Regions from separate parts of the Homo sapiens genome. Here regions 2, 3, 4, 5 and 6 are each linked to region 1. A link is a loop called in an ENCODE intact Hi-C map of the cell type or tissue named here. Cell type or tissue: dorsolateral prefrontal cortex. All regions are shown on one strand.

Evidence for each region. A loop is a pair of places that touch in the nucleus more often than their neighbours do. Peaks named below come from ENCODE experiments on the same cell type or tissue, not always from the same donor. Only the 100,000 strongest peaks of a DNase experiment are listed, where the experiment ranks them.
Region 2: a loop joins it to region 1, with 8 times the contacts of the local background. A loop is called at or near these places in 13 of 110 quality-filtered maps.
Region 3: a loop joins it to region 1, with 2.9 times the contacts of the local background. A loop is called at or near these places in 9 of 110 quality-filtered maps.
Region 4: it touches region 1 in a loop (11-fold over the local background); 7 of 110 quality-filtered maps call a loop at or near these places.
Region 5: it touches region 1 in a loop (5-fold over the local background); 5 of 110 quality-filtered maps call a loop at or near these places.
Region 6: it touches region 1 in a loop (4-fold over the local background); 4 of 110 quality-filtered maps call a loop at or near these places.

What each region holds. Positions count from the first base shown.
Region 1 is chr2:104,847,574-104,851,573 of GRCh38, forward strand. PANTR1 (POU3F3 adjacent non-coding transcript 1) reads right to left here and starts at 3,903. Exons shown (of 4, transcript NR_037883.1): 1 at 3,739-3,903. RefSeq lists an enhancer at 955-3,507. In dorsolateral prefrontal cortex, CTCF peaks have their summits at 2,159 (motif pointing left) and 2,358; a DNase peak (open chromatin) is centred at 2,148; H3K4me3 peaks cover 4,000 bases; H3K27ac peaks cover 4,000 bases.
Region 2 is chr2:104,428,485-104,432,484 of GRCh38, forward strand. No RefSeq gene overlaps it. Among named protein-coding and RNA genes, the nearest start is that of LINC01102, 3.9 kb to the right of the region's middle. RefSeq lists an enhancer at 1-2,570. In dorsolateral prefrontal cortex, no CTCF peak of the experiment used is centred here; a DNase peak (open chromatin) is centred at 2,147; H3K4me3 peaks cover 3,214 bases; H3K27ac peaks cover 4,000 bases.
Region 3 is chr2:104,043,274-104,047,273 of GRCh38, forward strand. The region is part of intron 1 of LINC01965 (long intergenic non-protein coding RNA 1965); the gene reads left to right. Among named protein-coding and RNA genes, the nearest start is that of LINC01965, 170 kb to the left of the region's middle. In dorsolateral prefrontal cortex, no CTCF peak of the experiment used is centred here; no DNase peak of the experiment used is centred here; H3K4me3 peaks cover 1,242 bases; H3K27me3 peaks cover 528 bases.
Region 4 is chr2:104,656,265-104,660,264 of GRCh38, forward strand. LOC105373526 (a long non-coding RNA gene) reads left to right here and starts at 3,073. Exons shown (of 8, transcript NR_188089.1): 1 at 3,073-3,182. RefSeq lists an enhancer at 1,838-2,349. In dorsolateral prefrontal cortex, no CTCF peak of the experiment used is centred here; DNase peaks (open chromatin) are centred at 681, 2,397, 2,937 and 3,315; H3K4me3 peaks cover 1,374 bases; H3K27ac peaks cover 3,314 bases; H3K27me3 peaks cover 802 bases.
Region 5 is chr2:104,500,693-104,504,692 of GRCh38, forward strand. The region is part of intron 1 of LINC01102 (long intergenic non-protein coding RNA 1102); the gene reads left to right. LINC01103 (long intergenic non-protein coding RNA 1103) reads right to left here. Exons shown (of 6, transcript NR_110113.1): 3 at 124-248. Among named protein-coding and RNA genes, the nearest start is that of LINC01103, 7.8 kb to the right of the region's middle. In dorsolateral prefrontal cortex, a CTCF peak has its summit at 2,368; DNase peaks (open chromatin) are centred at 1,424 and 2,469; H3K4me3 peaks cover 3,165 bases; H3K27ac peaks cover 3,968 bases.
Region 6 is chr2:104,699,799-104,703,798 of GRCh38, forward strand. LOC101927383 (a long non-coding RNA gene) reads left to right here and starts at 3,746. Exons shown (of 2, transcript NR_188512.1): 1 at 3,746-4,000. RefSeq lists an enhancer at 1,324-3,600. In dorsolateral prefrontal cortex, no CTCF peak of the experiment used is centred here; a DNase peak (open chromatin) is centred at 1,773; H3K4me3 peaks cover 2,393 bases; H3K27ac peaks cover 2,690 bases.

The DNA of each region.
Region 1 (4,000 bases):
AAACTTAGGAAGACCAAGAAACAACTCATCCACTGCCAAGACGACAAATACTTTTCTCCACCCAAAAGCTACCGTGGAAGAGCTGTCCCCTTTGTATATAACACAGAGTATGGGTTGAGAGTATGCTTAACATTTTAATTTGTAAATGCTAATGGCAAATGTGCTTCTGAACTGCAGCGATACCAGAGCACCTTATCATTCTCAAATGGAAACAAATGAGTAAATACCCACTTTGTGTTTTGTACTTTTGACCCAGGTAATGTTCTTCATTCTCTCATTTGGCAAAAGCAATTTCGCCATCCCCAACAATTAAAAGTCTGTAGCTTTGCCCAGCACTTTGAATCTTAATTCATACCCAGCTTGATCGCTTCCACCCCCAAATCATTATAAAATGCTACTAAAGCCATCTCTATAATATGTCAGTTCTTGTCAAATTAACTTGTTGCTCTACCCAGATTTCTTATTTTCTGTTTCTTTTACATTAAGGAACCTAGGACTATAGATATCATGAGGGGCAAGCATTTTATCTTTTCTGTTTATTGTTTAATTACCTTTTCAAAAAAAGAAAAGTAGCAGCAAGACAGTAACAATCACAGATCTTATGAAAAGTGGCACACAAAAATTATGCTCTAAATATATATAATGATTGCCTCACCAATGTTTTTTGCAGAATGTCAGGCTGATTTGAAAAGTTTCCTTTCTCCTTAATAATTTTTAAATGCATTCAGCAGCCCTGGGCATGCAAAGTAAGCTAGAGCTTTAAGACATTTGCCCACTTCATGTGGATCTGCCCCAGAAGTCTTTTGTCTGAAATGTCCCAAAAGCCAAAGAGAAAGCAATGTTTGGGCTCAAGTTACAATTTTCTCAATTCTCCCTGTTTTATTAGTGCGAACCTGAGAGTACCTTTCCTGACTCTAAATGTGAGAGCTTGGGGTGAAAATCACAGATTAAAATGTGTTTGAGTGTGCCCCTTTTGCTTATACTGTTCCCAGAATCTCTTGACCCTCCTAGAAAACACACCACTTAAATCCAAACTCTGACTTACTAAAGTTAGTGTCAAAGAAAAACTTCTCCTCATTGGAACCTGGTTGACTTGGAGCTGGGTTAGAAAGAATAAGGTGTCTTTTCCTCTCTTGCACAGGAACATGAGAGCGATCACGTAATGTGGCCCTTACTAACAGGCTCTGTGACACATTCACAGGTGTGTTCGGCTACTGAACCATGGAAGCCAGCTTCTCACTTCCAGTCACTCCGGGCTTCCCTTTACTAGTCACACTCTCTGAATCTCCTTGGGAAAATTCTTAATGACAAACTGACTAATTCTGAACCAGTCAGGATCTACCCTTCACTGCTTTAGGAAGTTTTCCACATATCTTTTTCGTCCTTTACCACAATAAAGTTTAGTCTTCATTGGCAGTATGTATATATCTTTGAGGCAGAAACCTTGTGGCTCTACTGAAACTTTTCTTCAACTGGGTTAAGTAATGCACTAAAAAGTTTCAAGCCCACAGTTATCTCTAACCCGTGGCTATTTTGTATTTTCTTTTCTCTGCCAAGCCTTTCAAGGATAAATCCAAAATCTTTCTAAAATCATAAGTGGTAACAAGAATGAAAGTAGCCACTAAATATCAAATGGAGTAAAAGTGATCCTGGGCCAGCGGACTAAATCTCTAGGACCCAGAGATGCATTTAGAAGTCAAAGCATGTATCAGGTTGAAGAACTTTCATTATTTAAACAGATCATACCCTAGGATGCATTTCATTTTCTTGACTGTTAAAACAACAACAACAAAAAACCCTGAAAGGTAGCTTCTTAAGTAGCCTATTAAATCCCCTTAGTAATAATTTTCAAAAACTATTCTTGCTTTCACATCTCATTTCTGTTTTCCAGCCCAGAATACACTTCACTGAAATGGAGGAATAGTTTTTGAACTATATTTCTTTCTGGGCCATTTCACAGACATGGGCGGGTGGGGGATGGGGAAGTCATTGTCTTCATATTTTAAAACCCTGTGTTATGCAATGAATTCACTCCTCGTTGTGAATATGCATAGAAAGGTAGCGGTATTTGTTCCTTTGGCAAGTTTGGAAGAGCAGATTTGCTTTTGAAACAGCTACATTTTACTCAGCACTCGCTAAGACGAGTCAGTGCGCCCCCTGCTGACAAGTCAATAATGCTACTCCTGAGCAAAGTTTATTTTGTTCAGTAAACCGTGTCATATAAAATTAACAACAGCCAATAAAATTAGCTTATATGTTTCAACTGTAAAAGTCCAAAACAAAATAAAGCTAGTTTTAGTGGCACTAGAAATCTCTAGTTTGGCTTCTTCTCTTTGGCTGAACCAAGGTCCTTTTATCTAAAGCCCAGTGCACAAACATATAGCTTAATGTGACTAGTGTTCTTCCTTTTATTTCTTTCTCTATGGCAACCAATATGCTCTGCTCAGAAATGTTCCCCATCAAGGAAACAAATGATCTTCAGGGAGCAGCTCTATATGGCATCTGGTCCAATGGAGCACACAGAGTTAACCCCAGTCAAAAGCAACGCTGCCAAGCACGTAAACAAGGAGTGGAAAACTGGCGATTCTGAGCCCCCTCCCCAACTGAAACCTCTTCCTCCCTCGTTACAAACCGTTTCATTGATTTGGCATCAACTGTTTCCAAATAAATTACCAATTCTAAATTGCAAGGTGTTCTGTGTAAAAAAGTGCAATAAAATTCCAGCCATTGGATTCTCCCCCCTCATCATCACAGACGCAGCTTCCCTTAAAAGAACAAAACCAAGAAGCTTTTAAAATTTTCTCCGGCCTATTTCACTAAGGTAAGGCACTCAAATGGGCCTGGACTTGGCCTAGCTATGTCCTCCGGCCATGTTTATCTAATTAACTGCACCTAGCAATAACTGCACCCTCAATTTTTACAAAACCCAGGAACAGTGGCAAGGAGGGGACAAGTGAGGCTGTCAAAAATAGAAAACAAAGTGAAATCCAGTCTGCGATGCTAAAGCTCCAGCCTCCTTTGGGAATGAAGTGTAGGGATGTCCTGGTTAGTTTTGATTGATCACCCTCTTTCTGATGGGCTTTCACTACCGAGCTGGGAGGCTGCAGCTCCCCGCCTGCTCCCCAGACACAGCATTAACCAGGGGTGCCCTGACTTCCTGCCTCGCTTCCTCCTCCTCCAGCTCTCCGCCTTCCCTTTGCCAAGTCCCCCTCCTCACTCCATCCTCCTGCTCCCAGCATGCGTCCCCCCACCCCAATCCAGGCAGGCACACACAATTCAGGACATCACCACTGGCTACAGAAATAGGGTTTCTTCCCCTCTAGTCCTGATTCTCTGGGAAAAATAAAAAATCCCAATCAAGAAATATTTATATACTGCATGCTTAATAATCACTTCTTTTCCAGGGCTTCTTCCCCCTCCTCCCACCCCACCTTCACGATCAACAATTACAATGAATAGCATTTTCCCCCCACCCCTCCAAAGTAAAGTGGCTTTTGCTGTGTGGGGCTTTGGACTGAGTCCATCTTTTTATGTAATATTTTAGCAGGGTTGGATTTTTTTAACTCCCCCCCAACACATCTTCCCTTCCTTCCTTCCTTCAGACAGTTGCTCTGTGAACCCTCTCTTGTCCCAAGCAATGAAAATAAGCTCCCAAACCTACAAGAACATAAATAAATAAGCCAAAAAGGAGGGGAAAAAGAAGAGGAAAGCAGGGAAAGAAAATGAAAAAACACTTACCGAGCAAACTTCCAGGGTTAGGTTTTTAAATAAAAGGTGTTTTTTAATTTTTTTTCAAATAAGGTGACTGGGTTGGGGGTGGAGGGGAAGGCATATTCTCAACTCTCCAGCACCGATGCGTCCTTAGCCTTCCCTTCACACTGACGCCTCGAAGCCCAGCTCTCCACTAGTCTATTATTTTCACCAAAATATATGAAAATGTATGCAAATGAAAATCAGCACTAACTGTTCTCCCCTTGTTATATACTTTGGATTTTTTTTT
Region 2 (4,000 bases), 420 kb before region 1:
TAATTAATAGGGCCCCATTATGCTAACTATCATCCAACTTAGGACATCTTAGAGGAAAGATAAGAGATGAATAATTTGAAGTAATTTTCTTGTAATCATGCCAATCACTTGAGCAAAGTAGTTATTAAAGGAAACAGTATTATGATGAATTATAGGACATCTAACACTGTATACCTTTTCTTATCAGCTGCTTAGAGCTTCTGATTCTTAAAAAAAAAAGGCAAACAAGTAGAAGTCTATTCCGAATAACACTCTTCTTACTGTAAATAATAGTTTGTTTAGCAAACCATGAATTTTAATGAGGCTCGAAAGACAGACTTTACCTTATTTCTGTTCATCTCCTTGAAAAGAGCTGAAGTTTGTCAGCTTTACCTTCCCTTAGAAGGTAGATGTAACAAGCGTGAGTCACCTTTGATGACAAGGGATTCTTCCAGTTCAGATTTGCTGAAGTGATTAGACATTATTTATCTAATTAAATGTTCAAAACACATCATTATTGAAAGGAATAAATTTAGTACATTTGTTGAGCAGTGTTAACTGAAATGTAACTGCACATCATTTGACTTTTTAACATTTTATTATATCTATTAAGTCTTTCTTGCTTAATTAAATCAACTTATTTTTTACAGTTAATTTAACGTGATTTCATTTTCGTTACAGATTCTTAATCAGATATTATAGAGAAAGCCAACTGTATACACGAATTAAGCTTCGTCTCCTCAGGTGCTCTCTTGCATTTCATTCAAGTCTGGCATCTTCTGGGGATCACCATGGTTTGAAATGGTTGTTATTTTTCACACAGTAGAAAGCTTACTCTTCATCTTTATTATTATTTTTCAAAATGCAACCATTTTTAAGGCTACAGCGTCATCTGATTTGTACTATTTGGATCCTAGATCACAGCCAGTATTTGGAAGAAACTGTGTTTTTAACGCTCGGAGAAAAAGTAAATAAGAATGTGAAAGTAGGAGCATTCGTTGCTTTGCCCGGGAGCTGTACTTTATTAATTATCCCTATAGGAACAATGGTGTCGAAATAATAACGCTACAGTTCCCGAGAAGGAGCAAAGTATTTGAGTAGCAATAACCACAGGGTGGGCTCCATGGAAGAAGTTATTTCATTATGATTATTATATTCAAATGAGTGTGTCTCAGTGATCAAGAGTTAGCAGTATTCTTTTCTTCACAAGAACCCCAAACTATAAAATGGGGTTGGGGGAGGAGCAGGGTTGAAGCCACAAATGTTTGGTGCCAATCAACTGCAATGAATTGTGAGATGCCAGGATGAAGGCAGCGATTTGGTACATTCAAATCTACCCTGAAAAGTGTTAAAATGGAGAGCGTGGCTGGAAACAAATGGGAAAGGAAGATTCAAAGGTTGCAAGTGGTGGTGGTGGAAAATTCTAATTAGACATTTACGTCAGCTTGCAAAGCTCCTTATTTTCCCCAAATGTTGGAGTGTTTCATGTTCTGTCAGATTTCCATTGAAAGTACTAAAAGGGAAGTTTTCTGAAAGTGTCCTCGAACTATCAGGATAGTGTTAAAAAGGTGGTAACAAAGGCATTTGCTCAAGCTTCCCCATCCCACACCACAGAATAAAATGAAACAAAAAAGACATAAAAAAGAAAAAGAAAGTGAATTTATGTGTGCCTGTGCATCCTCTCCAGCTCCTCCAGGGGCCTGTGAGGTTGATAAGAAACGCCTCACTCCTTTCGCTCGAGGTGCCCATTTCTGGCTACTCTGTGACCACTTGCACTGGCTTTGATTCCCTGGGGTAAGTGTTCATGATCGCAAATTTGGCCAAAAGATTTTTTCATTACCCTCCAACATTTCCTTTCACCTCCAACCTCCAGGCAGGGCCCTGGCTTTCCCTTTGGAGCCGGGAATATAAAGACGTGGGGCCATCGGGCTGACCCCGAGGGCCTTCTGTCAATCATGGCCTCGCCATCTCTGCTCCCTTTCACACCAGGCAGCTGGACCCATCGCTGTCAACCAGGTAACAACCCCCAGACAATAGCGGCCTGAAAGCCTGGTCTAGACACTCTTTTAGCCACTTATTTGCTGCTCTTGGCAGCTGTTGAAGCATAAATAAGCAGTTTGTAATCAGAAAGCTGACATCATCGCAGCTCGGCTGAGAGGGGAGATTGTTCCTGAGCACTGAGCGGGGTTTTTTGTGTGTGTGTGACAACAGATTCTGGGGTGGGGATGCAGATTTGTGCCATGCTAAGCTGGTCTTTCTTTGATTTACAGAAGACAATTGGATCAGGTCCCCGGCTCCAAGGCGCACCAGAATTATATTTTTTTTGTTCAATTCCTGATGGGCAGTAAAATTGAATAATAAATTGGGTGGAAATATGTTGTGGGCTGGGCCTGGGTGAGAGGACAGTAGGGTGGGTGGGAAGTTTGGACGTGAGGCATTTTCCAGGCCGGGGGATGTACATCTCATCAGCCCCTTGAAAGTGGTTCTGTCGCGTGGTTTGGGTGGGAGACACCGAGGAGAGGTTTGGTATTGGATGTATAGGTCTGCATGCTTTGAAAAATGAGTAGTTTCACAAAAGGCAGCAGAGAAGCGGGTGTGTTTATTCCTGCTTTCCAAGTGTGCATGTGTGTGTGTGTGTGTGTCAAGATCAAGTTTGCCATTCAAAGTGATTGGCAGTTATCCTCTTGAAAGGCAGTAGACATGAGCCATTTGCCAGAAACATTGACTCCATCACCTCTACAGCTGACTAGAACCTCTCGTAGGTGTTTTCTTCCCCAAGACTGACTTTGTTATTGGAAGGAACAGAGATGGCAGACGTTATTTATTTATCATAATTGATTTCTTATCATTGTTTTGGGGATATTCCCCAAGGAGAGAAAGCTTCTCTGGTTCCTTTTAACAGTGTGGTTCTGATTGCCCTGATGTCTGCCCACGACATCTGACTCAACATCTATTAGTACCTAGCAGCTGTATACACGCCAAGATGCCACAGAGCTTGCTACCTGAAAAGCCCATTCAGGTGGTTTTGCCCATCTCCAATTTCACTTACGAAAAAAAAAAAGTCCAGTTCCACAAAAATATTGACTTCCTATCTCCCTGAGGGTTTCTGGTATTAGTTTGCTCTAAGTAGCTCATGATTTAGAGTACAAAGGCATTTCCAGAGTGCATGTTTAACAAAATGACATAGCAGATAATTGAAATTTATTTGCAATTTTCAAACTACAATAAACACAATTCTCCTTTTCTTTCATTAATAATCGCACGGCTAATGCATAGCAATCCCTCTGCAGCTTTTACAAGCAAACTTGAGCTGCTGTGTTGTAATAGCTGGAAAAGTTAATGTAGCTTGAACAAGGTTTCTAATTGTCCCTGTCTCTGTCATATTTGTCTACTTGAATGGTCCTAAATACCACAGCGATTAATTACTGCAGAGCAGGTATTACAAGATGTTATCATCCTTCCCCAACTGTCTGGGTGAATGGAGAGAAGCGGGAGATTGTTACAGTGTTTCATCTTTGCTCTTCCTGTAAGGCACTTTAACCAGAAGATTTAACGTGTCAAAGTTAACTGCGTTCTCTAGCAGATATTCACATTCTAATTAAAGATTAAGAACGTAGTACATTACACTGTGATTTGTCATACATGGCTTGTTAAATAGGAAACCTACCGGGATTCCCTAACATTTTATAAACATTATTCAGGGCTTTTAATGTGGGCAAAGCGAAAGATTATTCAACTGCATTGCTGTATGGAAAGCAGGTTGCCCTCTGCTCCCCACTCCCCCCACCCCCGCCAACCCCCAGTAAATAATAAAATAAGACAACTTGGGCAGTTTGGAAACTGTTTTGTTGTGGAGATTTTGTTCAAGCCATGGATCACCTCTGGTTCGTGTTTGGTGGTGGAGGGAAGATCTTAATTACTAACCCTACGCATTTCTCTTTTTTTCTTTCTTTCTTTTTTTTTTTTTTTCTGGTTTTGCTTTTGGCTGTCAGCTAAGTAGAGGAAGGTAAGAGTCTTTGTT
Region 3 (4,000 bases), 800 kb before region 1:
TTTGAAGCCTAGTACATGGCAATAAAAAAATCTGTATAGCAAATTGGGAGTTAACAATAATTTTAAAGTAGGCTTTATTTGATAAAAAATTGCACCATCAATTTCATTTAAATAGCAGTCTCAGGAGGAATTAGAACGTTCTATAGTTGAAACGCAGCATTGACAAGTAAAGGGGAAAAAGGCAACTTTACTTTCCCTTAATAATACCAAAATATGTGTTAAAATAAAGTAAGTGAGCTAAGATTTTCAAAGGCAATTTGATTTCTATGTGGGGTTGTCATGCAATACTACATGCTGTTAGAGAAACTTACTCTTGGTACAACTTGGCTAATACTAATCTACCTTCAGAATCCTCGTTTTAAATCCAAGTTAACAGTTTCACAGGTTCTTTTTTAGTATATATTATGACTTACAATGTGTAAAATCCTTCCAAATAATGTTGGCCTAAAGTGCCTGCTAAATCCACTTCCATTTGGGTTAAAAGACTTTTGAATGGGCATTAATGTTGGTGCTGGCAGGACAGACAGCACTTTCTTCCTCATTCCAATAATGAACATTCTGTGGGCCTCTTGCTGTTTAGAGCGCTTGCAAAATAGAAATGTGTCCTGTTGTCTACTAGACATTTTAATAAAATTTCTCGAAAAATAAAGAGGAAAAGCTCAAGTAGTGACTACAGGATGCCAATTGTTAAGATTTTGTGTCTGTAGTCATCTCTGGTCTTGCTTTCTTCTGTCTGCCCTCTCTCGAGTGTGCACGGCAGCTGCAGCCCCAGTTCATACTGGAGCCTCCGGCCAGTGTTTGAGGAGTTATTTATAACCACCTCTGCTAGACTCGGTCTAGGTCAGACAAGAGAGTGTTGAAGACCAAGGGAACCTGTAAGACTCGGCTGCTACTGTGAGTCCTCAGGGATTTACATCGAGTACCTTTTGTCGTTGCTGTTGTTTTAAAAATGTCAGGAGAGCAAAATTTAGCATGTGGAGTTCTATTATAATCTGAAATACTTATATCATCAAAAGTAAAAGTTCAAAGGGATCGTGATGTCTCCCTGCTGACTTCCAAAGGCAAACGTTTAAGGGAAACAACAATACAATGAAAATTACCAAATTATGAAATTAAAAACATAAAGTAAGGGGTGTATACATGTAGACTTAGTGATATTTTTAATATCTGAAAGCTGATATTTTAAGTAATTTTTTAGGAAGAAAGATAGAAGTCTCCATTTCTTGAAACCTTAGCCTAAGTCTTTTCTATGTTTGTTTGAAATTTTTGCCAAGTTTCCTTACAAAGTATAAATATATAAAAGCATGACATAAAGAGCTAATGGTATCCAGGTCTCCAATTAAAATCCCCAACTACCAGGAACAAATATTGCATCTTCTCAGGGTAAATTAATGTTTAGTAAATTCGGACTTTTGCATGTTTATATAATTATACTTGAGACATAGTTGGAACAATAATAGGACATTATTTAATTTGTACCTCTGAATGTCATGACCAAATGTTAAAAATAAACATCTTGTACTTGCATACACCAAAATAATGTAACTGGACAAATCTCATAATTTATGATGTTAATTTTATCTTCAATATTCCTGGTACAGTAAAATTAAGATCACTGAATAAACTGATAATTTCATCAGATTTATGTCAAATATTTAATTTATTTGTATTTTTAAGTTGTGTTCAAGGGAAATTAGAAAATATTTTTAAATTCATATTTACTCCAAAATTTTAAAGCTTATAAATTCAGACAGTCTCACTTGAGTCCCCAAATATCTTAATTTGCTTTGAAGAGAAAGTATTTTTTCTTTCATTCATATAATTCAAAACAGCTAAACAGATTCTACTTCAACAATTTAAATGATTCACATGTGAGAACAAATATGGAAAATCTAAGCCCCAAACAAAATTGCAGACTTAAATTATAATGATAATTTAAAATGTGTGTAATATAATTATAGTATAGGGTCTGCTATAATGAGCTCGGCGATACTATATCTATATCAAATGTGTTAGGACCGCGATATTAGATATGCCTTTCTCTGAGCATTTTTTTACACATTTCTGAATTACGATACCTGTGCCAGAATCAGTCTACTGTATCAAGGATTTTTTGGATGGAGAAATGAATTTTTTAAATTGTCAAAACATGATAGAGCAAACTTTCATTTTCTACATAGAATCTACTAAAATATGAATATCAACTATGTATGAATTTTAAATGTATAAAGATAGTATGTACTCATTTTGAAAATATCTCTGTAAGAAAGTTGATACATAAATTGATAATTCAGATTGAATAATTTTATATAATGAAAGTAAATTAGAAACTTTTTTTACAAATATAAATTAATAATCATCTGTTCTTCCACGTAAATGCTTAATTTTTTCCATATAAATACTTTTCTTTTAGACATAAAAATATGTCATACTAAAATGCAGACCCTCTTATGGCACTTATATGTTTTTTGAATATTAAACTAATACTCTATTGTTGAATTGACAAATATACATCATTACTGCATATAAAAGTTTAGTGTAGTAACAGAAAACTATTATGCACACAGACAATTGTGTTTACAGTGAGTAGTTCTATGACAAAACAAAATTATCCTATTTGTTAATTGAAAGGGAAATACAGTTTAGATTAAAAAGTCATTGATTCCAGGTTGAGGCAGGAAGGCAATGCAGAATTATTGTCTTGAACAGTCATGGGCAATGTACTGTGGATTCAAGAAACAAAAAAGGGCTTAATATTCAACTGCACATATCCAAATAGTCATTCATTCATCCATCCATTCATTAGTCAGTCCATCCATCCATCCATCCATGCATCCATCCATCCATCCATCCCTCAGTCCATAACCTTTCATTTAACCAAAGAACAAATTAATAATATCAATGCATAAAATATTGTATCTGTGCCAAGATAGTACTGAAGAATACATAATGAGCATATAGCTTATCCTTCTACTGGGGAGACATACATATAATTAATTAACATATAAAATACAATTAATTAAAATATACAATCAAACTCTGGTGAGATCTATCTATCTATCTATCTATCTATCTATCTATATATATATATATCCCTATGGTGACACATAAAAAGGTGTGATAAATTCAAAATTGGGAAGAAGAGTGGGTTTTTTATAGGAAGGTAGAGCTGAGTCTTGGTGGACAAGTTTGGTGCCTTTAGTAACAGGAAGCTCCAGAGGTTACTGCGTCATTTCATCACTTCCAAGCACAGATTAAACACATAGCTGGGGTTCCATAAATGTTGACTGCATAAATGAAGAGAGAGAAAACTGTCTAGGCTGAGAGAATAGCATGAGCAGGTGGAGAAACAGAGAAATACCCTGTGGCTTTCAGAAGGAGTTACAGGTGTGGCTGGTGTATGTGGTAAGTGGAGAGGTATAGTGGGAAACGAAGCCCCAGACACAGGGGAGAGCCAGCTGGTGAATCATATGGAAATTATGAAAACTGATGAGATAGCATCTCCCCTGCTTTGAACTCTGTTGAAAAAGGTAAAATTATGTTTGGACACTGATCCATGAATCAATAAAAACAGCAGAAAGATCAGTGCAAAGACAGAAGAACGAGGTCTTGAAATGATGCATATTTTACAATATCTTGTCTTTCCAGTTCAAAGAAATCTTCATTTTTCAGAAATCAGAGTTGGACAGAAATAAACTGACCCCAGGGGAGTGATATTTTTCCTGTAGTTAGTAGCCTTTTAATAATGACTAGTTTCTGAATAAACAACCTGCATAAATAGGTCTCTATCTCTAGATCTATATAATTTGCTACTCCTGTCAGCGTGGGAAGTCACTCCCTCTTCAGCAGAAGCCTGCCAGGCCTGGACGCCAGGTGTGTACCTTGACTGATGAGGGGGCCGTAACCTGCTGACCCCACCCCCACCCCTGGTTTCCAGGCTGCCTTTTATCCGGAGCCCTCACTTCATTTTCACTCACTCTCTCTAAAAACACCAAGAAAC
Region 4 (4,000 bases), 190 kb before region 1:
AAAAAATACAGACAGAGGACATTTTGAAGGCAGAATCAAAAAAGAAAGGGCAGAGAGAGAGAGAGAGAGAGAGGCCTTCCTAGGATTTAAAGTAGCTTTAGTGTCATTTTAAAAATGTTAATATTTGTAAATTTACTTAATTACAATGTTAAAGATACAGGAATCCATTTTGTATTGTAATACATATAGCAAGTAAAACCAATATTAACTTTGTGGTTATTTTAAGTGTTTTTCGTTGGAAATGCCTAGGCTTGCTTTATTTTTTTAATCTACTTAGATCCCAAACTGCTCTGGTTAAAACATAGTTAATGTACCAACTGCAATTAGCCAACTGTCATAAGGCTCAACTCCCAACCGTCGACAAGCTTCATTTAACTAATTTGAGAAGTAGAAGTTTGAATTTTTTTTTCCAGGAAGGTAGCTTGTTTCCTTATTTCCTGTCAAGAGAGCCAAGTCCTGTGACCTATGGTTAAAAGGGCTCTTTGTAATTAAGACAGGGAGTCTCCAAGTGAACAGTTCTCACAGTAGGAGGGAAAAATTAAAAAAAAAAAAGAAAAGAAAAGAAAAAGAAAAAAAAGAAGAAGAAGCATGACACTGCTTAACGAAGTAATCGGAGCGCAGCCAATGCCGGTGGGCGCCCGCCGGGCCATCTCCGCCGTCACTGGCTCGGTGTCCACTTTATGGAGCGCGGAGTCTATTAAGACCTTGGCGAGTGGTGGTGGTGCTCCCTCCGCAGTGCCTGCGCACAGACAACCAGAAACCGATCAACCGTGTTATATCAATAACATTCTCACACCAGGTTGTGTAAATTGATCTTTTACAATTTCTCTCGGTGACAGTCTCTGTAACCAACAAGATAAATCATTCCTCCTGTGTCTTTTTTATTGATTGCTGAGACCTGTATAAAAATTACACTGTTCAAGCTGTGAAGTGAACATCCTCATAAAAGAAGACTTTTTATTTACAATCAAAATATGTCTGGGCCCAGATCAAGTGCAGATAGCTCAGAACTACGTGAACAGTGAAATTTAAAGAGTCAGAGAAAACTAAAAGTTACAAAGAAACACTCCCCACCACCATAAACCAGCCATCACAAACTGTAAGACTACACACAATGTACCTCAAATTAAGATTACTATTTTCTTTTAAATAAAAAGCTTTACACATTTGATTTTAAGGTTAACAGTCAATAGAAAGCCATCTGCTAAAAACAAGAAAGGAAAACTGCCACAACCAAAATCACCTTTGCAATGGATTTTACAAACGAATACAAACTGTATCCTAGTTCTTGTTAAAATATTAAACACAAGAACCTAAAGTCCTTTTTAGCCTATCAAGAAAGCTTTGGACAAAATAATAGGACAACATGCACCCCAAAGATGAGACTTGGTCTTTTTTTTAAGAAGCTTAATTCACATTATTTTTCCATCATGAAAATATCTTTAGTTCTGTTTTAAGAATAATTTAAAATTCTGGAGTACTTAGAATTTTTCAAATGTAGTTTAAATATAGACAATTGATATCTTTCAACATATTTTATACAAATCATATATTGGAATGTAAACTTTCTTTTCAATTCTAGCTTTATATTCTATTAAAGGATTAAACACATTTTCAATTCAAAAACACTGTTTTGAGAAGAGTTTTCAAGTTAAAAGTCTGTGTATAGTATCCCTGAAACTTCTTGAAGTTTCCCTTTGGGTGCGCAATTTTGAATCACCTGCTAATAAATGTGGTCGCTTACGGCCTTAGCCCCAGAATTCACTTTTTTGAGAAAGTGCAAAGAAACGTTGAATCTTTTTGCATCATCTCATAAGAGGAGTTAATGATGTTTATAAAATAGAGAGAATTACCCTAAGTTATTGCCGCCTAAAATCACTTTCTATGCATGCCCTGTAGGCGGGTATTGTGTTTCAACTCAAATAGCATTTCACAGACCTAAGAATCTGAGCGTAGCTTTTTGTATACATCTAAGCGTCAGGACAGAGATAGTCCTTTTTGTGCCTTCCCCTTGAGCCTTTGCCCGGTTTCTCTGAAGCTGTGCTCTTTATTTGCAGTTTTAGAGAAGGCCCTTTCAACGCAACAGGCCGGTGGAGGAGGGGGAGAGAGGACTGTCTGGGCAGTGTCCTCACTTTGTTGGCCAGGAGGAAAAGTGAGAGCGTGGAAGTGTGGTGTTGAGGCTGCCTCACCTCTCTGGGAGGCATTTTCACTGGGAAAGAACAGCAGCAACAGGCACAGTGGGGCAAAGAACACGAAAGGGAAAAAGATCAGCTGGCTCCTTCTAGGAGCCAGGCTGGAGAAGAGATTGCTACACTGCGGATGGCTCCTGCTTATGAAGGCAGCCTGTGCCAGGGCTGATCGCCCTAGGCCTGCTTGACAGCCCCGCCCGCTTCCTTCCTGCCTTCTCCACGTGGCCGCAGCCCTGGCTCCTGGGAGTGCACAGTTCAGCCCCGCTTGCATCAGGGCGCTTCTTGCCCCTATGCACAGAGCGCTCCTGTGCCCAAGTTCGCCGGCTGTCTGGCTCTTTGTAACTCTTGATTTAGGAGTGTGTGTGTGTGTTTGTGTGTGTGTGTGTGTGTGTGTGTGTGTTGGTTTGTTTTGTTTTTTGTTGTTGTTGTTTTGAGACAGGGTCTCACTCTGGGGCCCAGGCCTGGGTGCAGTGGCTCGATCACAGCTCACTGGAGCCTTGAACTCCTGGGCTCAAGCGTTGTTTTAGTTCTTTGCAAGGCGCTGTGGAGTCTTCCCCCAGCGTATTTCCTATGGGTCTTGACAGCCGCCACCAAAACCCCAGAAGAAACTACCCCAGGCGGTGCAGGGTCTGGAGTTTGGGTTTGGCTGTTTGAGTGGTGGCTTTCTCCCACTTCCTCGCGTGGGAATGCGATGTCCCTTGCGCCCCACTCGGTGGCACATCCTCTCCATTTCTCCTCGCCTGCGACTGTGACAAGCCTGCGGCCGCACATTGTCAGCGATTGTGGGAAAGGGCCGCGAGCCTTTCCGCCGCTCCCGGCCGCCCTAATGAGGGAACAATCGGGCTACGCGGCGCTGGCGGCGGGGTCAGGCGCGGCGTCCCGCACAATGGGCGCGGCGCCCGAGCCCCTGACAGCGCCATAAATTGGCCGTGCAAAGCCGAGCGCTAGGTGGTCCCCCCTGGAGAAAAGAGCCGCCGCCGAGGGCGCGAAAAGGCGAGTCCGGAAGCCCGCCAGGGAGCCAGTGGCGCGTTTTCCAGATCACCCTGTTGGAACTTAGCGTAGCAGAGGTCAGACGACAGGGACAATAGCAGGGTCCCTGGGTGAATTCCAGGAGGGAAGCTGAGCCCGGCTCCCAGGTCGAGCTGAATGAATGGGGTGGGAGCTGAAGTCGGGGAACCCAGGGGCGCCCCAGAGTCAGAAGGTCGCGGGGTCTCAGAGCTGGAGCCCCAGGAAGCCCAGGTCGAGGCCTCCACCCCTGCCCCGGAGAGAAAGGAAAGGCCCCCGGCCTGAGGGAGAGATTTCTGCTGCTCCCAGTCAGCTTTTCCCCCACTTTGTTTCTTTCTTCTTTATCTTTTTTTTTCTTTTTTAATATATTTTAGTACAGATCTTGTCAGACGGGGACAAGATGAGAAAATCACTAGATGTGGGTGTTGTTTCTCATGGAAGACATACATATAATGCAAAGTACCTTTTGAAGTGTTTTTATTTTAAACCAGAACAGTTTTCTAAGAGGAAAAATGATTTTTTTTTCAATTTCAGAGAAATAAATGACATAAGGTTGCTCTTTCTGGTTTTTATTTAGCGTCAATATGCTCTTTTTTTTTTTTAATTTCTCCAGGGAACAGACAGAGAAATAGAGGGAGAGGGAGGGCTGGAGAGAGAGGGATTCTTATATGAGGATTTCAGTGAGCTTTTAACTGGAAAAAATGTATGTTAAAAAGAGTTAGACAAAATAATATTGATAAACGTAGCCAGATATCTGGTTTTCATAGGGTGATTCAGGAGTTTCTGTTTATTGCAGGCTTGGAGCT
Region 5 (4,000 bases), 350 kb before region 1:
TGTTAATCATGCTTAAACCTCTGAAACTGGCTATTTCTTAAATTGAGGAGCTCAGTTTCAGATGCCATCTCATTCTAAACTTAAACATGTTTTTGGTTTAAAAAAAAAAAAGTTACCAGTTACCAGTTGTTCAGAGAGGCAGCATGCATTCAAAGGCTAATTCACTGGTGATGAGCTCCCATTATCATTTTTTTCTGGGGTTTCAAAACAAACAAGCATGATCTATGTATCCTTGCAGGTTGCAAAGTCTGTAACAACAGTATGACACTATTGTCATCAATTCTTAACGAACTATGAACTAAATAGCTATGAAGGCAAAGCGATCATAAAACCTCTTCCCTTTACCAAAGAAGTGGGTATTGCTTTTGCAGTGGTTTCTTGCCCCAGCTGGAGGTACGGTATATAGTCAGGGAAAAGGCATGAAGTATATTAGAGCCACATAAAAAGAAGCATACATTTACAAATAATAAGATTCATTAAGGAAAATAATAGAACAGGCAGTAATAGTCATTAACTCTAGAATTCATAACTCTTCTGATTTCTCATTCACAGTAAGCTTTGTGGTATGCTACAGTTTTTAATAGTCTAGCAGCTTTTTTTATTCTTTTTTTAAAAGATGATTGGCTTTGAATGCTAGAATATGCAAATATACATAAAAGACTGACTTTACTGACCATTTCTTTGTGTTTGGGTATATATTTCTGTATGGCATAATATTTCCACTTGCACTGGTTTCCTGGCATGAAAATGTTTATTGCGCTCATTAGCTAAGAGGGTATCGGCACCGGTCCAATGAACACAGATCTGCCTTCTGATTTCAGCCATTAAATTGCAATGGGATTCACAGGCTTAACATTGTGGGTGTGAGAATAGTAAAATGGAACTCCATCCTTAGCCCAGTTACCATGGATGCAGTTAAAGGTCATAGTGGCAGCTGCTAACTAGTTGCCTTTTGAGCTGTGTTTCCCCTCCTGCTCTGTGTTTTCGAGCACTTTCTATGGGTCTGCCGTGGAATACCTTCACCTACTTTGGTGACACGCTAACCTCTTCTTTAAGGCAACGGGCTCCCTCTTTTCAAGACAATGGTTGCCATGGACCTTCTCTTGTATTTATGTGTCATGGATATGATATAGAATCAGAAGGCAAAAGCCTTAATAAAAATACAAATTGTGGTTGCTTCTGCATCCTGAATTACTTTCTCATTTTCTGCACACCGGTCTACATTCCCAACCAAAAAAAAAAAAAAAAAGTGTATAGTAAATTCTCATCTCCGTTTAAACTGGTAATGGGTTCAGGCACTGATGCATTCACAACGTGAAACATCAACGTCTTCTTCATTCGGCCCAAAGTCCTAGGAGTTAATTCCCTGTACTGCATGAGGTGTCAGGGTAATTACCGCTGATCAGCCCTATTTCTCCGCGCGCTGCCCGCTCCTCGGGCCCCCTGTTTACTGATGCACCACCACAGCATCACGGCGCTTTCATTCAAGCAAGCTTCTTCATCGAAAGGGTTTGGACAATGTCGGATTTTCAAAGAGAAGTGGGGGGGAAAAAATTAAAAGTAGCCAAGCAAAATAAAGTGCATGGTAAGAAACCTGAAAGCAGTACAAAATATTCCCTGATGTCAACACTTCATTTCAATAGATCTTAAAACTCCTATTCATTTCCAATGAAGGTACTGTGAGCCTTGCCATGGGCAACATAACTGCATGATCATATTTTGAAATATTTGGGGACCACATAGCTTTAAAACGCCATTTTGGAAAAACATATTCCTTTTTGTTCTGTTTAGAAATAAGTCCCAACCATGTAGCTATATACGCCAGAATACCAAAAAGAAAAAAAAAAAAACCTTACCAAAAAAATGTTGTACCCCTCTGTTTTAAACATACATTTATATAACTTGTCATTTCATAAAAATAAATTAAGTATTATATGAGCCAAATGTTTCAATTCCACACAAGAGTGGTTTCTGGGACTCTTGGCAGGATGCCACTATATTCATTTTTATTTCAGACACAATGTGAAGTCTTTAATTTTAATATACTTTGTAACTATAATGGTTATAAGGCATATACTGTACTAATTCATCCTCATCCTTTCCTAGTCCTGGGGAGATTTCACTGAGGAACAGGAAGAGTTGTTGATTTCATGTCTCTTTCGGACTTTAAAATGTTGTTGAAGAGTGGCCTGGGGTGCAGGGAAAGCAGAAAGAGAGAGAACTGGTCATTGGGCAGTCTGGGCTCCGTGCCCTAAATGCTGGCTGTAGAGTTGGCTATCATCCTTCCTGGTCCCTGGTCCCTGGTCTCCGAGTTCAAGTGATGGCCAAGTAGAAAGGCAAAGAGTGGAAGACTTTGCTGCCGCCTGGGGCTCTTCCCCAGCTCCTGAGTTCCTGCTCTGGCAGCAATTCAGCTGAAACAAGAAGAGTATTGGCGAGTCAGCGGATGGGAGCCTCTCTGTCACTGCCCCATGTGATAGCAGCGTGGGCACTGGCCAAATTCTTCTCCACAGCTCCTTTATTCTCTGAATCCCCACTGGCCAGGAGTCAGAGAACCAAGCAGGGACAAGAACACTGTAGGAGAATCTGGCCCCATTTAATCCGCAGTACCCTGCCAGAAAAAGAAGGAGAGGCTGATCCCCAGTAAGAGGGAACAGAGTGGCACCCACAAATACGTATGTAAATCAATTAATCCCCAGTGATCGTCCTGAGGTTTCCTGGTGACCTCAGAAGCAGAGTGGTATTTCTTCATTAAAGGGGCTGGGTGGAGGTGGGGAGAGAGAGAAGTAATTTTCATAATCTGTACGACTGTATTATTGGGAACACCAGAATAACATGTTTCAAGCGATCACAGAGACTTCAGCTCTACTCTTCCTCTGCCACACTCCTAATCAGAGAATTTCTTCCTGTGCCTTGTTTACTGTTGATATTTTCTGGCTGATTGGAGAGGAATGACATTTTGACAATTTACTGTAGCAGTAAGCACTGTACAAACAAAAGGTGCTGATGAAAACTGGAACCCATTATTATGTAAATGATGGCTGAGTAACACAGAATCCATCTCCCAGTCACCATCATTGAGACCAGTTTTACTCAATGATAATAATTTTCGTGATTGCAGACTTCAGAGTGATCAGAAATATGCTTTAGCTGTTGCATTTATCTACTGCTGGTACTTGACCCTTAATTAAATTCTGAAACTTTTTTATATAATAAAGTAAAATACAGCTGACACTTCTGTTCAAACAAAGAGGCTCAAACACAGATCCACCAAATAAGATAAAGGTATTTCAGACTTACCTCGCTGTATTTATAGTAAACATGGATTGTACAGTGTATTTTGAAAGGGAGCTTAAAGTTTAAAATGCAGATGTGTGTTTTCAAGTAATTTCAATTCTGTACTTCGGCTCTGCTCTCCTTAAATGATGCTGAATCTCTGCAAGCTCATCTTGGACACGTCATAATAAAAAAAAATCTGCTTAAAAGACATTTAAATGTGCTCTGAAAATAAGTTCTGTGGGTTCTTTAAACTTTCCATCTTAATATCTAGACTATTCAAAGTGAGTCTTCAAAACTATGCCACTTATGAAGATCCACACAGCTTAGTAAGCTATTGCATCGAGTTTTGTAAAGGAATATTTTCGTCATAAATTTGTTCTTGTCTTAAAAAGAGAAAGCCAAGGCAAATTTTAAAGCAGCATTTTGACTTTAATGAAAAATTGATTGGCTAAAACAGATGTCAGACTGAAACTACAAAGAGCCCAGGCATTATGCAGGTATCAGTTGCTTTGTTAAGAATGGCTGACAGTGAGGAGACTTTGGCTAATGTGTTCTTATTCCCTTTAAACCCTGCCAATGCTCCAGAGCATTTATTTACCTTGGAGTTTCCTCCCTCTTTCAGGGCAGGAAGAAAGATCTTCATTTAGAATATATTAATAAATACAAGTCAGCTTAAAGGGGCAACAGTGTGAGCCCGGTTTTTAATATTTCCTTAGATATAACC
Region 6 (4,000 bases), 150 kb before region 1:
TCACTTAAGAGTATATATTTTTTCTTTGCACCATGGGTCATATGTGAAATTGTTTTATTAATTTTAAAAGAGAGAGAAATGCTTCCTAACACACATTAGTTGGAATAGCGTAATGGCCAGTATAACCAGTTTCTTAAACAAGTCAATTAGAGGAGACGATCTTTCAGGTATCCCATTTGATTTATTATTCACTTGGGAATTAACAGAGAATGGATCATGATATAAATTCCTCTGTAGGTTTTATTATATTGGCATTTTGGTGGATAGATAATATATAGAACCCCTGGGCCTATCACTATCAAGGATGCTATTGATTGTATCAGCAGCATTATCCTGCAATTTTCCCTCATAACTATTTATGCATCTCTCTGTGATTTGTAATTCAGCAGTAATCATTTTCTGTGGCTGCTGCAATTTTCTTTCCATGTGGTACCTAGGCTATGTACTGAAACAAGGCTTGATTTTAAGCCCAAAGATTTGGGGTTTCGTTTTAGAATAATAGAGAGGAGATCAAAGAAGTTTTAGAATTAGAATTAATTGTTAAGGATGAGGAGGAAACATTAGTCCTTTATTTTATTAGTTCCATGGGTGGATGAGAGATAAGCAGTGGCAAAGTGGGAGAACACAGATAAAATCAGAGGTGATTTCATCAGGGTAGCAGGAGAGGAAATTAGCAGGAACTTGATGCTTGGACAAAGTTGAGTCTACTTTTCCCTGCTGGCTCCTTTGGGGGCTGCTTCTGAGCACTTCGTGGGCTTGGAAAGGGAGTAGAATCTTTTTAAAGCCCTGCTTATCCCCTCAGGGAGAAAAAAAAATCTCTGAGGGCCCTGGACTTGGACTGAAACAGAGTTTCAACAGGGTTGAAACCTTGCTCTGGGAACAGAGGCACCAAGCAAGTTTGGGGAGGAAGGGCTAGCTTTTACTTGCCTAACTGAAGAGTGGCAACATGAAGGTGATGCACAAAACACACTTGTTTACTTTTCTCCATCCATAGTGAGGAAGAAACACACAGAAGAGAACGGTTGTAGCACCCAGGTTGCAGGTGCATCAGAAATAGAGAAATGTATTCACACCTTGAAGTTGATGCCGAGGGCTTCTTAAGGAAACTCTAGAGGATGGGAAAGGAGTACTTCGATTAGGTCTCCGTGACTCAGGATAGCTAACATCCCAGAACTTTCACTCGTAATTTTGCTCAGACTTCGTCTCCAAGATCACATGTTCTCAGTCACAGAACCATGAGTCGTTATATTTCATCCAAAGATGACCTGCAATCCTGCCATGTTTTGCAGCTGCCACACCCACAGCAGTGCACCTGATTTTCTGTTGATTAAAATGGTCCAACAGCGGGCGCCCCTCCCCACTACCTCGGAAGAGCAACTATTTATCCTTTAGAATCTACCTTGTCCAGGGCTTTTATATGCCTGGCCTTTGAATCGGTCATCTCCTGTTTGTATCGTGACTAAGGGAGAGGCTTTCTGGCAAAATCTTGTCAGTGATGGTGATTTCTCCTCCACATTGCTGCTGAAACTGGGATGCAGACTTCCTTCACATTGGCTTTCTTCTTCAGGAAATGCACAGGAGCCTCTTGCCTTGTAATACACAGTCTGTCTCATTCATAAAGTCTTGTCCTGGAAAATGCCTCATTCATCCCTGCAGAAGACCCGCCGTTGGGAGGGCAGGGGCGTTCGAAACCTTGGGAGACAGAAGACAATAGTGGAGTGCTTGGCAGCAGTGCCTGGGCTGCTTTAGCAACATGCACCCACGCCAGGGAGAGGATAAAACGCTGCAGTTGTTTACTTGCCTCTCTGGAGCAAAAGAGTCTCTTCGCCTACAATATAGATGCCAAATCCTCAGGTCCTGAGTGAGGAAATGATGAGCTTCGCCGGGGATTGGCATGAAGTCCTGTGCTCCAAGATAGCACGGCATTTTACTTGAAAGCATTCGTTGTTTAAAGAGAAAACGAGAATTGTGGGATTTTTTGTCAATCGAGAGTCAGCCAACTTCCTCTCCCACTGGCCGCTCACACAGAATGCCCACCGTGCCCTGCGGTGCCCTGCCACGGAGCCAGGCTGGCCTGCTCTCTGGCCACCGAAGGCACTTGCTTCTCTTTCGGAATCTGATCACAGGCAACTTAAATTTGCCAACGTTACCCATATTAGTAATTGCAAAATAATAAACATGGCAAATTTCCTATTAATAAGGCATCCAGTGTAACTCCTTTTGCAGAAAGAGCTCTCTGGAATCCTAAGCCTAATAGGTCTGTGTTTATTTCTCCACCAGCAGCATAATGTGACTGATTTACAAGAGTTTAACTCAAGTGTTAATCTGACAGTGACGAAGAGCTCCTCACTGGTGCAGTCACTTACACTATCATATTAGTTGCCTCCTCTATTAAAGCAGTGTGGTCGATAATTGGAATGCTTTTATGTCTAGTGGTTCTGACAAGCCTCTTCTTCAGGTCACATATGGGCGGTCTAGCTCTCCGCTCAGCCCAACAGTGGCAAATAATTTAAACTGAGAAAGTATTGTTCTCCTCGTATTGTGGAGCAAGGGCAGTTCAAGGGAAGTGAGACTGTGCACTGGCTACCTGCTGCTGTGCAGTAAAATAAGGTGGACATGATACAGGGTTGGGAGTACAATTAAATCTATTTTGCACCAATGTGTTGCTGGACAGATGAGTTTCCACATGGCAGAGCTTTATGATCTTTAAGGTAGACTGAACTAATAGATTGGTGTGGAGCGCACTGAAGTTACCAAGGATGAGAAAGCAGGCAGTAGTACATTTGAACTACAGGTTTCTCATATGCTCCACGTCATGCTGAGTTTTTATAGCTCCTGGCTTTCAAAAAGCCTGTTTCAAAGAGGTTTGCGCTAGACTGGGCATGCAGTTTTGCTCTGCAGATATTGTCGCTACCGATTTAGTGGAATGCAATTAGGAAGCCTAAATTAAGTGGTAATGGAGAACCAGCTCTTGAAACTGGGGTTTCCACGGCAACCACTGCTTACAATACAGCCTTCAGTTAGTTTTCCCACTTTATCTGCAAAATGCACAATTGAGCTTTAAAACAGCTCGGTGCTGAAAAACGCACTGTAAACAACTGTTTGCAATGAGAGTTTTACACTGTCTTTAAATACAACAAACTATCACATAAAATTTACTTGCCCTCCCTAATAAAGCAAAATCTGGGTTGGCAATCAGTTAGCGATTTTAAAATTTATTATTCCTTTCCCCTGTTTGGATTTATTTTTAAGGGAAGATGCCACGAGTCATTAGGTCTCTTAACTTTGGTCATTCTTGCTGCATTTTCAGCTCCCCTGACAATCTGCCTATCCCACCAGTCCCTTGCTAAAATGTGTTTCATCTTAGCAAATAATTGTTTCAAATAAACATACAATGTGCTCCTTTTCTAGGTTCTTTTCGTATTTTGGTAACATTTTACAGATTCTGCTCGTGTTTTCCCTTTGTAACATGTCATAGATTTGCAAGACTTTCCTATTTACTAATTTGTTATTAATCTTCTTTCCAGCTTACTACTCTTTTAAAAGTCCACGTTTCATTTCTCTGTACATTCGGCAATTAACCATCGAGGCTGTCTTTTGCCAGCCTAACTAGCAAGAGGAGACAGTTAAAAGATAATATCAAAGCAGGTGTATTGCTAAACACAGTTGTTTAAAACAGCTATGAAGAACTTGTACTTTTGTAAAACTCATTTTCTTTCATGGTAGGAATTCCTATTGTTTTATTGTAGAGTTGTCATTTTTGCTTAGGTGCATCAGAAATGCTTACACTCATGCACACGTACACAGCTACACTTACGCATGCATTTTTTTAGTGGGGAAAAAAATCAAATTGGGTTCTGCAAAGAGGAGAGGAGGATGGAATCAAATTTGGGGTCTCCTAGCTGTAATACTCTGTTTAATTGCCAGTCTTAACAGGATGAGCACTGGAACATGTCCGGACAGATCCAGGCAGCTGGTGAAAACTCATGAATTCTCTGCA